Linked DNA regions of Homo sapiens: region 2 is linked to region 1. Evidence: chromatin contacts called from ENCODE Hi-C or POLR2A ChIA-PET data. All regions are on one chromosome and are shown on one strand. Each heading gives the region's core, a stretch centred on a gene start or an enhancer-like site at or near the end of the contact. The rest is flanking DNA. Distances are from core to core; before and after follow the strand shown. Region 1 overlaps RGMA (repulsive guidance molecule BMP co-receptor a). Region 2 overlaps LOC105370982 (a long non-coding RNA gene).

Evidence for each region. Hi-C counts contacts between places; a loop is a spot of excess contacts on that map. ChIA-PET counts read pairs that join two places held with the same protein, here RNA polymerase II (POLR2A).
Region 2: a map of cardiac septum shows a loop between it and region 1 (2.3-fold over the local background). The contact joins two enhancer-like sites. A Hi-C loop is called at or near these places in 1 of 168 maps with a recorded cell type or tissue (cardiac septum). POLR2A ChIA-PET finds 5 or more read pairs at or near these places in 1 of 52 experiments (activated naive CD4-positive, alpha-beta T cell).

Annotation. Positions count from the first base shown.
Region 1 is chr15:93,043,371-93,050,288 of GRCh38, reverse strand. RGMA (repulsive guidance molecule BMP co-receptor a) reads left to right here. Exons shown (of 4, transcript NM_020211.3): 4 at 4,584-6,918. The coding sequence ends at 5,291. Among named protein-coding and RNA genes, the nearest start is that of RGMA, 42 kb to the left of the region's middle. Within about 2 kb of position 2,473, at least 3 of the 41 ENCODE cell types and tissues checked have a DNase peak (open chromatin) inside an H3K27ac peak, as active enhancers do.
Region 2 is chr15:93,275,972-93,282,889 of GRCh38, reverse strand. All of the region lies in intron 5 of LOC105370982 (a long non-coding RNA gene), which reads right to left. Among named protein-coding and RNA genes, the nearest start is that of RGMA, 190 kb to the right of the region's middle. RefSeq lists enhancers at 3,476-4,357, 4,358-5,240, 6,498-6,918. Within about 2 kb of position 2,514, at least 6 of the 41 ENCODE cell types and tissues checked have a DNase peak (open chromatin) inside an H3K27ac peak, as active enhancers do.

The sequences.
Region 1 (6,918 bases), core at 1,224-3,723:
TACTCAGGTGTGTTTGTTCACTCATTGATGGAGCAAACACTTAACAGACGTTGCATCTGTGCCAGCCTCTGAGCTAGTTGTTGCCCTCCCTCCCAGAAGCTCCCAGGCTAGTGAAGAGCAAAGACCAGCAAAGGGGAGCTGGCGATGGAGGCTGGGGCAGCAGGATGTTGAAGGCCATTGGGAGCCTTGGCTCTGTCCAGAGAACTGGGGAGCCCATCCACCAAGCTCGCCCCTGAAGCACAGCGCAAGTTTCCGGATGGAGGAACAGAGGAGTCGACATCCAAAGCAGGCGGAGTGGGAGAGCAGCCTGGTGTCTGCAGGGAGCAGGGAAAGGCAAGGGACTTTCATCTCCAAGATGATGAGGCCTCTGGGTTTCTGTGACCACCTCGACTACCACCAACAGAGCCCTCTGGGCCTGCCAGACTCTACCACCCACTGGAACCCACTCCCCTTTCCCCTCTCAGGCAGCCAGAGACTCCATCTGTCCCTGCACACCTGCCCTTGAGGGCCTCTCCTCAGGCTTCCCAGAGTGTGTCCAGCCCCTGCCTGGCCTGACCCTGACCTTGCAGCTATGAGATTTGCCTTCCTGTGCAGAAGCTCCGTGTGCAAGCTGTGTGTGCATGAAGCTGCCCCCAAACACCCGGGCATCACTAGGGGCCTTTATTTGTTTCTCATGATACTGGCAGTATCAGCCAATCAGCCAATCCCTCTGTTCTTGTGGACGATCAAGATCTAGTGTTTTCTACGTGGACATTTTAGCCAGTGTCTTACCCCCGTGGGACAGCCTTCTGTGCCCAGCCTCCTGCTCCATCACCCTCTTCCCATCTGTGCTGCTGATACCCATTTTACAGACAAAGAAACTGAGACTCAGGAGAGGACAGGAACTCAAGTCCTGCGCCTTCCCCTTCCTTTCCCCGCTGGTTAGTTTTCCCCATAGCACTTGCCAGCCTGTCCCTCTGCATGATTCATTTGCTTAGTCTGCGACCCCCTGAAGCATAGGGATCTTCTCCCTCGTGTACCCCGAGCCCCCAGCACCAGGCCTGGCATGGAGGTGGTGCTCCGTAGATAGTAGCTGATGCAGCCTGGGCTCTGCCTCGTGCCCGGTGCAGTGGAAAGGGCCAGGACCCCTTCAGAAGGGGGAGCAGCAGAGACAGGAGCGGCAGCCCGCCCGTGGCTGTGTTGGCAGCGAGCCGCCAGCTTTCGACAGGCCCCCTTCATGCTGTTACTTGCGGTTGAGTCCCTGGCACCGGTGCCAAGAAGAGTCAAGCAGCCTGTCAGCCTTCCAGGAGGCTGTCTCTGCGAGAGATGGTGGTTAGAGCGAAACCAGCCTTTCCTGTTCCAGGGAGACTGATGGCACTTGGAAAGCAGGACGCCGCCCCCCCCCACCCCCAGTGTCTGTGTGGCCCTGCACACCAGGCAGGGACACCAGAGTCCCCCATCCTCCCCCCATGGCAGGACCACCCACGGCCCAGACCACCCTGGCTGGCCCACCTCCGGCACCCCCAGGCGGCCTCCCCACCGAGGTGGGCTGGCCAGTGGGTGGAAAGAAGGAAGAAGTAGGAGGCTGAACCGTATGAAGTTGCCGTTTCCATAGGTCAGGAATGGTAGAGTAGCAGCAATCTCATCAGGTTCGAGGCTTAGGGCTCCATGCTGGATGGAGAGGCTGCAGCCGCAGCCACCTTTGACATCCCACGGCAAATGGGAAGTGTGCCGTGTCCTGCGGCCAGGCTGGGACCCCTGTAGGAAGGGATGCGAGGAAATCGAGTCCGGTCCTCAAGGAACTGTGCGCTTGGGGTCCTCCTGGTGCTGCTGCATGGACTCCCGCAGAGCCCCGACCCTCCGCAGCCTCCATCAGGCACAGAAAGCACAGCGCCGGGTGCCCAAGATGAACGGGCTCATGAGAAGACCGCCATTTCTTGTAAAGTCCTCCAGCAGCCTGCCCCTCGTTCAGCTCCTCCCAGCCTTGCCTGACTAACACATTTTCCTTCTTCAGAAGCCTTGGCCTAGGGTCTCCCTCTGTTCTTCCGGGGGTTCCACACCCCTCAGGCTACCAGTTCTCCCCACCTCATCATCCCGAAATCTTATGCCAATATGGGGAACCCACAAAGCCACAGCAACACGGCCAGGGGCACCTCTAGTGGCTCTGAATACCCCACTGGCTTGTATTACCTAGAAGGTTCTGGAACCCCTTTCCAGGCCTCAGGCCTCTTAGCACCTGGTCCTGAGGCCATGACCCTGGGCCAGCCCGCCCCAAACAGGCCACTCTGCTGCACCCCTGGCCTCCGGGCCCCAGAGAACAGGATGGCCTCATGCTGCATTCCTGGCCAGACCCCACCTTCCACCTTCCTGCGACTCTCCTGCCTGAGCTGAGGTCCTTCTGTGGTTTCCCTGCCTGCCCTTCCCCATCAGAGCAGCTTGTTATTTCCTGTTGCTTTCTAGCACCTCGCACTGTGCCCTCGCCACACATCTGCTGTTAGGCCAGAAACTCCCTTGGCACGCGGCGGCATTGCCCTCTACCCAGAGAGCCGGCAGGCAGTCCTCATGCCTCCCCCAAGTGCCCAGGCAGAGAACGGCTGTGCATGTCATCAGCAGCTCCCCCTTGCTCAGACCCCTTCAGCCTGCAGACCCTCTGAGGCCAGGTTGGGGTGGGATCCCCTGGGAGCTCTGTCAGCCAGCCAGCTAGCTGGCCACACCCTCTCCTGGGTGGGGAGGGATGAGCCCTGACCTACAGAGGGGTGAGGGGTTGGGGCTTAGTGGTGGGGGTAGTTGCCGGGCCTGGGAGAGGGTAGTGCAGCAGATAAAGGTGGGATTTTAGCAGGAGGTCCCAAAAGGCCTGGGTGCCACCTTGTCCCCTTTGCCCCACCTCCCTTCGTGGCTTCAGGCTGGGAGTCCAGGTTCCAGCTGCCCTTGGTCCAGGGGGACCAAGGCACCCAGAGCTCCCATGGCAAAACAGCTGACACCTGGGAAAGGAGTGGAAGAAGGGGTGGTTTTTTCTCTCCCAGTTTCTCTGTTTCCAACCCAGAAACCTGCTTAGGGTTAGGGAGGAAAGAACAGCCAGACGCCACCCAGGACGCGGACGGCAGAGGAAACTCACCTGCTCCCCTGGCCACCGGCCCTCCTCCTCTCAGGCCTCCCACCCTATGGGCTTGTGGCCAAGAGAGCCCAGAGTCTGGAAACGCAGAGTCTAATCCCAGCTCTGCCTCTTGCTGGCTGTGTGACCTTAGGCAAGTTACTGCCTCTCTCTGAGCCTACATTTTCTCATCCGGAAAATTGAGAGTAATGTCACCGACCCTTGCAGTGTCACACGAGACTGGAAGTAATACATGCAGTGCTTAGCATGCTGTATGCAGCCAATGCCTCTGTGTCTGGCTCTCAGGAGAACAGTGCCACCCAGCCAGCTGCTGCTCCAGCAGCTCAGTCCAGCCCCTCACCCCTGGCCACAGGCTCCAGCAGAAAGGAGCCTCCCTGCTCCAGCCCCGGCCAAGGCTGCCCGTTCAGCCTGGAACCTCCATCTCCCTTTTACCGACCAGCACCTTGCTCCTTTCCTGTTCCCCTCCTCCATGACCCAGCTTGGGGACCCCTTTCAGCAGCCTTGGGACAGTGGCTTCTGCTTGCCTCTGCCTGCTTGCATGGATTTTGCCCTATTCATTCTTTCTTTGAGCATCATTTCCCTCCATTCCACCTGCTGTAATGTTCAGACATTTGCTTGGGTCCTTTGTCAGGAATTGTGCTCCAGTACCACTGTCATTATGCAAGATGATGTTTGCAAACCATATTCATTTCCTATCGCCACTGTAGCAAATTAGCATAAACTGAGTGGTTCAAACCAACAGAAATGTTTTATAATTGTGGAGGCCGGAAGTTGGGAATATGTCTCGTGGGGATAAAATCAAGGTATCAGCAGGGCTGGTCCTGGAGACTCCAGGGGAGAATCCATTCATTGCCATTTCCAGCTTTTGGTGGTTGCCAGCATCCCTTGGTTTGTGGCCACATCATTCGAATCTCTGCCTTGTTGAGCACATCACCTTCTCCTCTGTCCTAGTTAGTCAAATCTCCCTCTGCCTCCTTCTTATAAAGATACTTGTGATTCCATCTAGGGCCCACCCAGGTAATCCAGAATAATCTCTTCATCTCAGTGTTCTTAACCTAATCATATCTGCAGGGTCCCTTTTGCCATCTAAGGGAACATTCCCAAGTTACAGGGATTAGGGCATGTTCTTCTTGGGAGCCATTATTCAGCCTACCACACTGGGCTTTTGACCTTTTATTTTTAATTATCTATGCTTTTATTTTTCTGGTTCACTTCCCTATATAGTAAAAGAGCTAGTTTTCTACTTAGGGTAGTGGTCTAACATTTTTCTAAGTCACTTTTTAAAGTAAAAAGGGCAAGTTGTTTTCATTGAAAGAATGTGAAGTGCACAGCTGCGCAGGTGGAACTGATCTGTCCAACCTGGAGAAGGGAGTGTCTGGGGCATCCCTGGGGATCCTTCCTGCCCTCCTCTCAGTCTAGAGCATCTTAAGTGTGGGGCTGTGCCTCCTCCCACTGTGCCTCACCCACTCTCCTCTGCCCCTTTCCCCGGCAGCTCACCATCATCTTCAAGAACTTCCAGGAGTGTGTGGACCAGAAGGTGTACCAGGCTGAGATGGACGAGCTCCCGGCCGCCTTCGTGGATGGCTCTAAGAACGGTGGGGACAAGCACGGGGCCAACAGCCTGAAGATCACTGAGAAGGTGTCAGGCCAGCACGTGGAGATCCAGGCCAAGTACATCGGCACCACCATCGTGGTGCGCCAGGTGGGCCGCTACCTGACCTTTGCCGTCCGCATGCCAGAGGAAGTGGTCAATGCTGTGGAGGACTGGGACAGCCAGGGTCTCTACCTCTGCCTGCGGGGCTGCCCCCTCAACCAGCAGATCGACTTCCAGGCCTTCCACACCAATGCTGAGGGCACCGGTGCCCGCAGGCTGGCAGCCGCCAGCCCTGCACCCACAGCCCCCGAGACCTTCCCATACGAGACAGCCGTGGCCAAGTGCAAGGAGAAGCTGCCGGTGGAGGACCTGTACTACCAGGCCTGCGTCTTCGACCTCCTCACCACGGGCGACGTGAACTTCACACTGGCCGCCTACTACGCGTTGGAGGATGTCAAGATGCTCCACTCCAACAAAGACAAACTGCACCTGTATGAGAGGACTCGGGACCTGCCAGGCAGGGCGGCTGCGGGGCTGCCCCTGGCCCCCCGGCCCCTCCTGGGCGCCCTCGTCCCGCTCCTGGCCCTGCTCCCTGTGTTCTGCTAGACGCGTAGATGTGGAGGGAGGCGCGGGCTCCGTCCTCTCGGCTTCCCCATGTGTGGGCTGGGACCGCCCACGGGGTGCAGATCTCCTGGCGTGTCCACCATGGCCCCGCAGAACGCCAGGGACCGCCTGCTGCCAAGGGCTCAGGCACGGACCCCTCCCCTTCTAGTGCACGTGACAAGGTTGTGGTGACTGGTGCCATGATGTTTGACAGTAGAGCTGTGTGAGAGGGAGAGCAGCTCCCCTCGCCCCGCCCCTGCAGTGTGAATGTGTGAAACATCCCCTCAGGCTGAAGCCCCCCACCCCCACCAGAGACACACTGGGAACCGTCAGAGTCAGCTCCTTCCCCCTCGCAATGCACTGAAAGGCCCGGCCGACTGCTGCTCGCCGATCCGTGGGGCCCCCTGTGCCCGCCACACGCACGCACACACTCTTACACGAGAGCACACTCGATCCCCCTAGGCCAGCGGGGACACCCCAGCCACACAGGGAGGCATCCTTGGGGCTTGGCCCCAGGCAGGGCAACCCCGGGGCGCTGCTTGGCACCTTAGCAGACTGCTGGAACCTTTTGGCCAGTAGGTCGTGCCCGCCTGGTGCCTTCTGGCCTGTGGCCTCCCTGCCCATGTTCACCTGGCTGCTGTGGGTACCAGTGCAGGTCCCGGTTTTCAGGCACCTGCTCAGCTGCCCGTCTCTGGCCTGGGCCCCTGCCCCTTCCACCCTGTGCTTAGAAAGTCGAAGTGCTTGGTTCTAAATGTCTAAACAGAGAAGAGATCCTTGACTTCTGTTCCTCTCTCTCCTGCAGATGCAAGAGCTCCTGGGCAGGGGTGCCTGGGCCCCAGGGTGTGGCAGGAGACCCAGTGGATGGGGCCAGCTGGCCTGCCCTGATCCTCTGCTTCCTCCTCACAACCCCAAGAGCCCCCAGCCCGGTCCATCCACGTCTGGAGTCTGGGGAGAGGAGCAGGGTCTTAGGACTCTCAGCTCTGAGCATCCCTGGCAGGGTCTTCAACCTCTAATCTCTTCCCTTAAGCCCTGTGGCCACACAGCCAGGAGAGACTTGCCGCTGGCTCCCGCCTCATTTCAGCCCAGGGTGCTCATCCAGGGGCCCAGAACAGTCCCACCTGTGCTGCTGTGCCCACAGCACAAAGCCAGGCTTCACTCCCAAAAGTGCAGCCAGGCCCTGGAGGGTGATCCTGCCAGCAGCCCTACAGCTCCACACCCTACCCACCCATCGGCAGCCCCTCTGCTGTTCCCCAGGGACCTCTCATACACTGGCCAGGAGGCTGCAGAACGTGTGTCTCCCCCTCCCTCCAAGAGGTCCTGCTCCCTCTGCCAGAACCGTGTGTGGGCGGGTGGGAGGGCGCTCGGGGCCCGGCCCCTCCCTCTCCCTGCTGGTTTTAGTTGGTCCCTATGTTGGAAGTAAAAAGTGAAGCACTTTATTTTGGTTGTGTTTGCTCACGTTCTGCTTGGAAGTGGGGACCCCTCACTGCGTCCACGTGTCTGCGACCTGTGTGGAGTGTCACCGCGTGTACATACTGTAAATTATTTATTAATGGCTAAATGCAAGTAAAGTTTGGTTTTTTTGTTATTTTCTTTTAGACGTGTTGGAGTTTGTTTTCTGAACAGACTTTGG
Region 2 (6,918 bases), core at 1,265-3,764, 230 kb before region 1:
AAGGAGGAAAGATGACAATCATTCTTTATAAAAGGACCATCAAAGTTAAATAACAGGCGACCAGAGAAGGAAAGAAATCACAGAACATCATTGTGTGTTCTGTGATCTATTAGGGATTAGATGCTTTCCTTCTCAGATGCCAAAAACAATAAATCTCTGGTTTCATGTTATAAAAATGAACATTTTAATTATTAGGAAATTTTTATTCATACAACATAAGGAAAAAGATAGCATTACAGTACCTAAGGGGCAAAAGTTAATTTACACACTTCACACTCTTTAGGAAAGTAATAACTTTGTTGATTTTTTTCTGATTATAATAAGGATCCTTATTATATGATCCTTAATAAGGATCCTTATTAAATGATAAAAAAGAGAAATCACTAGGAATTATAAAGACAAGAAATATCAACCATAATTTCACCACCCAGCCATCAACATCTGGGTGCCTATCTTTCCAGACTCTTCTATTCACATATATTATTTAATGTAAAAAATGAGAAAGAACTATACATGGTATATCTTGCTATTTCCCTTGTTTTTTTGTAGACATCTTTTCACATCAGCAAATTATCATGCCAAACCCCTATTGACTCCAGTGGGGAAGGCACCAGATTCAAGAGGCTGAAGAAAAGACTCAGAGCCAGAAAACGAGGCATGGGGGCTTACCTGCAGAGGAGGGAGTCCAGTGCTGGTGGGCTGGACAGGAGAACTGTAACCGATTGCAAAAGGCATGCAGTTTATGTAGCAGTTTCCTTTAGTACCTTCCCTCCCAACAGCCTCCTCCTGGCAACCTTCATGCAACCCAAAACTCGGAGCCACAGTCTTCTGTATGGCCTATGTTTTACGGGACGGGCCAGAGGCTCAGATGTTCCTCATAGACAAAAAATGAGTCTCCGTGTTTCCCACTCCCGGATTCCCTAGCTCAGAACACACATTCAGGTGTGTCTGCCATACAAGGCCATTCTCAGTGTGTGCCTACGTTATTGCTAACAGGTGCATTTGTCAGAGGCGTTCAAACCACAGCCACTCCATTTTGAGTGAGAGCCAGGAAAATAAGGCTGGAACTTGCCGGGCTGCACTCAGAAAATTAGGCATTCCTAGCCTCTAAATGTTTACAGTTAAGGGAACAAATTAATAATGTTTACTAAACAGACCCAGATTTGGGAGCATGCAGATATCTTGATATCTGGAGAACAAAAACATTCCTAATTTTGCTTTAAAGATAATATCGATTCTTGCAAAATATTGTAATTAAGAAAATTAATCCTTCATCACGAACCCTTGTAGCAGAGAACATCTCCCCACATATAGAACCGTTTTACCTAGGATGGACACGTTCCTCCTCTTAGTTTCAGGAACGTCCTACTCTGTCTATGGAGTAGCTGTTCTTTCACTGCTTTACTCTCTTCATAAACTTGGTTTTGCTTTTCACCGCAGACTGGCCCTGAATTCTTTCTCGGCGAGATCCAAGAACCCTCTCTTGGGGTTCGGATCGGGACCCTTTCCTGTAACACATTTACCATACACAAATATAAATCTACATCATCATTTACAATGACCCTATACTATTCCATGAGATAACATGCCTTCATTTTTTTAATCCTGGACAGAGAGAAAAGTGTTTCCAATTGAGCTGTATTATAAACACTCCTGAGGCACACATCCTTGTGCATAACTCTTGGCTCTTTGCCTAATTATTTCTTAGGAGAAAATCCCTAGACCTGGAATTGCTGAATTGAGCATTTGCACTTTTTCGAAGGGTGTTGATTGATGTTACCAAGAAGCCCTCTGGAAAGGCTGGACCAATGTCCCCCTTCGCCAGCAATATAGGGAAACATCCTCTCCCTAGACCTTCACCAACTCTGGGCGTTGGAAAACGCTTCTACTTCCGCTCGCACTTTTTTTTTTTTTTTTTTTTTTTTTTTTTTTGACAGAGTCCCTCGCCCAGGCTGGAGTGCAGTGGCGTGATCTCGGCTCACTGCAAGCTCCACCTCCCGGGTTCACGCCATTCTCCTGCCTCGGCCTCCCGAGTAGCTGGGACTACAGGCGCCCGCCACCGCGCCCGGCTAATTTTTTGTATTTTTTAGTAGAGACGGGGTTTCACCTTGTTAGCCAGGATGGTCTCGATCTCCTGACCTCGTGATCCGCCCGCCTCGGCCTCCCAAAGTGCGGGATTACAGGCGTGAGCCACCACGCCCGGCCCGTTGGCACCGCTTTGTCTTGACCTCCAACGTGCCTGGACAGAATCCCCGAAAGGGGAGAGAGGAGACCCAGGCAGAGGCAGGCACTCTGGGTACAGGGAGCTCCTTTCCCCGGCCTTTCTCTTCCCAGGCGGAAAGTGAAAAGGCCCCAGGGGACAATCTCTGTGTCAACCGGAGGTTGGAAAAACTCGAGGGAAAGAAGGGGCCCAGCGTTGTTTGTAACGCGCCTCCTTCACACGCCCAGGTGGAAAGGCTTTCCCTCCCCCTTCGCCTCCTCCGTCCCAAACAACAGCTGCTGGCGTTAGCCGGCGAGGAAGAAAGGGGAAAAGCAAACACAAGGGCGAGCAGGGAACAGCTCGGTCCTGCAGGTTAGAAGGGCAGGCTGTTCCCACCAGGGACCCCCTTTCAGCTGCAAACTGCCGTGTTTGACATTTCAATGCGGCCTAGGGGAGGGAAACGAGGAAGAGGAGAGAGCAAAGGGGGCCGGCCCGAAGACCTGAATAAGGCAAAGGAGACAAAAAATCTGCTTCTCTTTAATTCCAACACTTGTTCTTTCTGCCTTTTCTCCCTCAGCAGAATGTGACATTCAGGAGCAAATGGGTTTTCTCTCACTCTCTTTTTCTTTTTTTTTTCCCTTTGACATTTAAAAACAATATACACTTGGGTGCATTGAAAGTTGGGGAGGAGTTGGGGGAAGAGGGAAGAGGAAGATTGTTTCTGGAAGAATTGAACCTCAGGAAAGCTGCTTTCATCTTCCTTGTGACTTGTCCTGGCAGCCGAATTCCTTTTCATCACTTTGGAGAGGAAACGTGAAAGGACTTGGATTTTGCAAGCAAAAAAAGTAAAGTCTCCCCTATCTAGTGAATGTGCACTGTGGTGGGGGAGGGACTTGCGTATTCCTTGGGAAGGATCTTAGAACATGAAGGGGCAGTATTCCGGTGAAGCAAACCCCAGAAAACAATAGCAACAATACGTCTGAATGGGGGCCAGGGTTAAGCTGGGGTCAGAGCAAGGCTTTTCTCTCCCCACCCATGACTGAGGCTGAGCTTGTGGCACGGGGATGAGCACCACTGCTTCGGGTGGGAGTAGGGGTGAGGGGTGGGGGTGAGGGGGTGCCAGAGCCCAGGCTCCAGCTTTGGCTCCTGGATACACTGCTAGATGGAACAGAAAACACACTTCACGGCCAGGCGCAGTGGCTCACACCTGTAATCCCAGCACTTTGGGAGGCTGAGGCAGGCAGATCATCTGAGGTCAGGAGTTCCAGACCAGCCGGGCCAACATGGTGAAATCCCGTCCCTACAAAAAATACAAAAATTAGCCGGGTGTGGTGGCAGGTGCCTGTAATCCCAGCTACTCGGGAGGCTGAGGCAGGAGAATCGCTTCAACCTGGGAGATGGAGGTTGCAGTGAGCTGAGATTGCGCCACTGCACTCCAGCCTGGGAGATAGAGCGAGACTCCGTCTCAAAAAAAAAGGAAAGAAAACCCACTGCACAGTCAGGCTTGTCTCTTCCAATTTTTCTATCCCTCTCCCCAATTTGCAGATGAGAAAACTAAGGCCCAGGAAGATTAGATAGAATACTGAGAGTCACAGAGCTGGGTGATCCAGGCCCAGGACACAAGTCCTTTCCCTACCAGTGAAAGAACTGCCTCCCTCTCGCTGCCTGCCTCTCCAGCTCACTCCCTCTTCTGTCTATTAAAAAGAGATTGATCCTCCCCTCTCCATCTAAGTCACAGTCATGCAGTCGCAGTGGCTTTCTTCACCCACAACAGAGCAAAAGTAGCCAGGAAATCAAGTGATGTGTCCCCTTGGGGATGGAGAGAGGAGAAATATCACTCAAGCTGGGCCAGGAAATCAACAGGTTTGTGTCAGGCCTCTGAGCCCAAGTCAAGCCATCGCATCCCCTGTGACTTGCACGTATATGCCCAGATGGCCTGAAGTAACTGAAGAATCACAGAAGAAGTGAAAATGCCCTGCCCCACCTTAACTGATGACATTCCACCACAAAAGACGTGAAAATGGCCGGTCCTTGCCTTAACTGATGACATTACCTTGTGAAAGTCCTTTTCCTGGCTCATCCGGGCTCAAAAAGCTCCCCCACTGAGCACCTTGAGACCCCCACTCCTGCCCACCTGAGAACAAATCCCCTTTGACTGTAATTTTCCTTTATCTCCCCAAATCCTATAAAACCGCCCCACCCTTATCTCCCTTCGCTGACTCTGTTTTTGGACTCAGCCCGCCTGCAGCCAGGTGATTAAAAGCTTTATTGCTCACACAAAGCCTGTTTGGTGGTCTCTTCACTCCGACGCGCATGAAAGTTTCAAAGTGAGGGAAAGGACAACAATGTTTTCACTCTGAATTCCCCAAGGACTTCAAATGGCTATGGCTGGGGAGATTTCCTGACCTAGCCACCCTGACCCCTGAGAAATGGCTGTGTTCATGGCCTGGAGAGGTGAGTAACTGAAGGATCGCAGGCCATCAAGCACCAGGCCTGAAGCCAAGCTGCACAGCTGCCATGGGGAGGGCTGGCTGGCTTCTCCGCTCTTGCAGGCCCACGATGACGGCGATGGTGACAGGACTCACTGGGCCACACTGCACTTGTCTCGGGAGGACAGCACCATGCCACCAGGAGCCAAGGGCATGGAAAAATAACGTTCTCCAGTTAGCCTAAGGCAAATGGGAGTCTAGCATTATGCGTATTTTAAAAGATATGACCTTATTCTGTACCCCAAGCTGGTGAAGTGAGAAATATGGATTGTATAAGTTAATGTCTAGACTCCCATCAGAGTATTTTAAACCCCTTTAGCCTCCATGTATGACCAGAAAGGACTAGTCTGAATTTAAAAAAAAAAAAAAAAAAAAAACACTTTTCCTACACCACAAATTATTAGGTAATGGAATAAACCTTTTTTTTTTCAAAAGTAACTTTTAATTTTAGAATGGTTTGGATTTACAGAAAAACTGCCACAATAGTACAGAGAGTTCCCATATACCCATAAACCTCAAGCAATTTTCCCCTGCTAATAATATCTTCTGTTAGTATGGTACATTCATTACAATTAATGAACCAATAGCAATGTATTATTGTTATTATTAACTAACATCCATACTTTATTCAGATAGCCTTAGTTTCTACCAATGTCCCTCCACTCTTGCAGGATACCACCCTGGACACCACATCACATTTAGGCATTGCCTCCTTCAGCTCCTCTTGGCCCTGACGGCTTCCCAGAGTGTCTTTGGTTTTGATGGCTTTTCAAATGTGAGAGGTATTGATCAGGCATTCTGCAGACTCTCCCTTCATCGGGATTGCTCTGATGTTTTCCTGGTGATTAGACTTGGGCGAGGGATTTAGGGAGGAAGACCTCAGAGATGAAGAGCCATTCCCATCCCATCGTATCAGGGCATGTACAGTTAGCATGGTTCGTTGCTCTTAACCTTGACCACCTGATTGAGGTGGTGTTTGTCAGGTGTCTCCACCGTACTCCTTTGGAGTTCCTCCTTCCACACTGTACTCTCTGGATGGAAGTCCCGATGCACAGCCCACATGAAAGGAGAGAGGAGTTACGCTCCACCTCCTCGAGGGCGGAATATTGACATGAATTATTTGGATTTCTTCTCACCGGGAGGTTTGAAAGAGACTGTTTTCTTTTTTTTCTTTTTTCTTTCTTTTTTTTTTTTTTTTTTTTTTTGAGACAGAGCTTCGCTCTTGTTGCCCAGATTGCAATGGCGTGATCTCCGCTCACTGCAACCTCCACCTTCTGGGTTCAAGCGATTCTCCTGCCTCAGCCTCCTGAGTAGCTGGGATTACAGGCATGCACCTCCACGCCCAGCTCATTTTGTATTTTTATTAGAGACGGGGTTTCTCCACGTTGGTCAGGCTGGTTTCTAACTCCGGACCTCAGGTGATCCGCCTGCCTCGGCCTCCCAAAGTGCTGGGATTACAGGTGTGAGCCACTGCGCCAACCTGAAAGAGACTGTTTTCTAAATGTAAGCTGAAATGACTCGTTTCACATCTGCATTTTTAGTAAATAGGTGTTGGAGTATATCAGGGGCTCTCGAACAGTGTTCCACAAAGCTGTGAGGTTCCAAGAAGAAAGTTAGAGGCTTCGGGAGGAAGCAGGCAGTGAGCAGGGCTCCAGCCTCGGTGCTCAGATTACCCAGAGCCAAGAGGAGGCTGAGGAGACGTGACATCTAAATGCGATGTGAGATCCAGGGTGGGGATCCAGGGGATCCCAACTATTATTGGCTTCTATTTTAAGTATTCACATGAAATGGATTTTGCAGAAAATAATTTTGCTTGTAAAAAATAAGCTTGCAATACTCCGAAAGGTTGACTGTGAATGCCTCTACTACTTCCAGTTACCTACCTTCTAATAACATCACGAGATCACGTATTACTCATTAGATCCCATTTTTAAAAAGAAACAAAAATATTCTGTAGTAAAAGCTTTTGGGTTTTGTTCCCCTAATTTTTCCTGTGGAAAATACTGGGTAAAGTGAAAATCATCTTCAGATATGAAACCTGCAAGTCATGATCAGCTGCTAAACCGAATGTGACTATGAAGAACTGGCTCGCTCAGCCGCCCTCATCCTCAGTTCATGTCATCCCGTTTCTCGCTGAATCAGGCCACATGCATGGCCTAAAGATCTGGCTGCACAAGGCCAGGTGCGGTGGCTCACGCCTGTCATCCCAGCACTTTGGGAGGCTAAGGC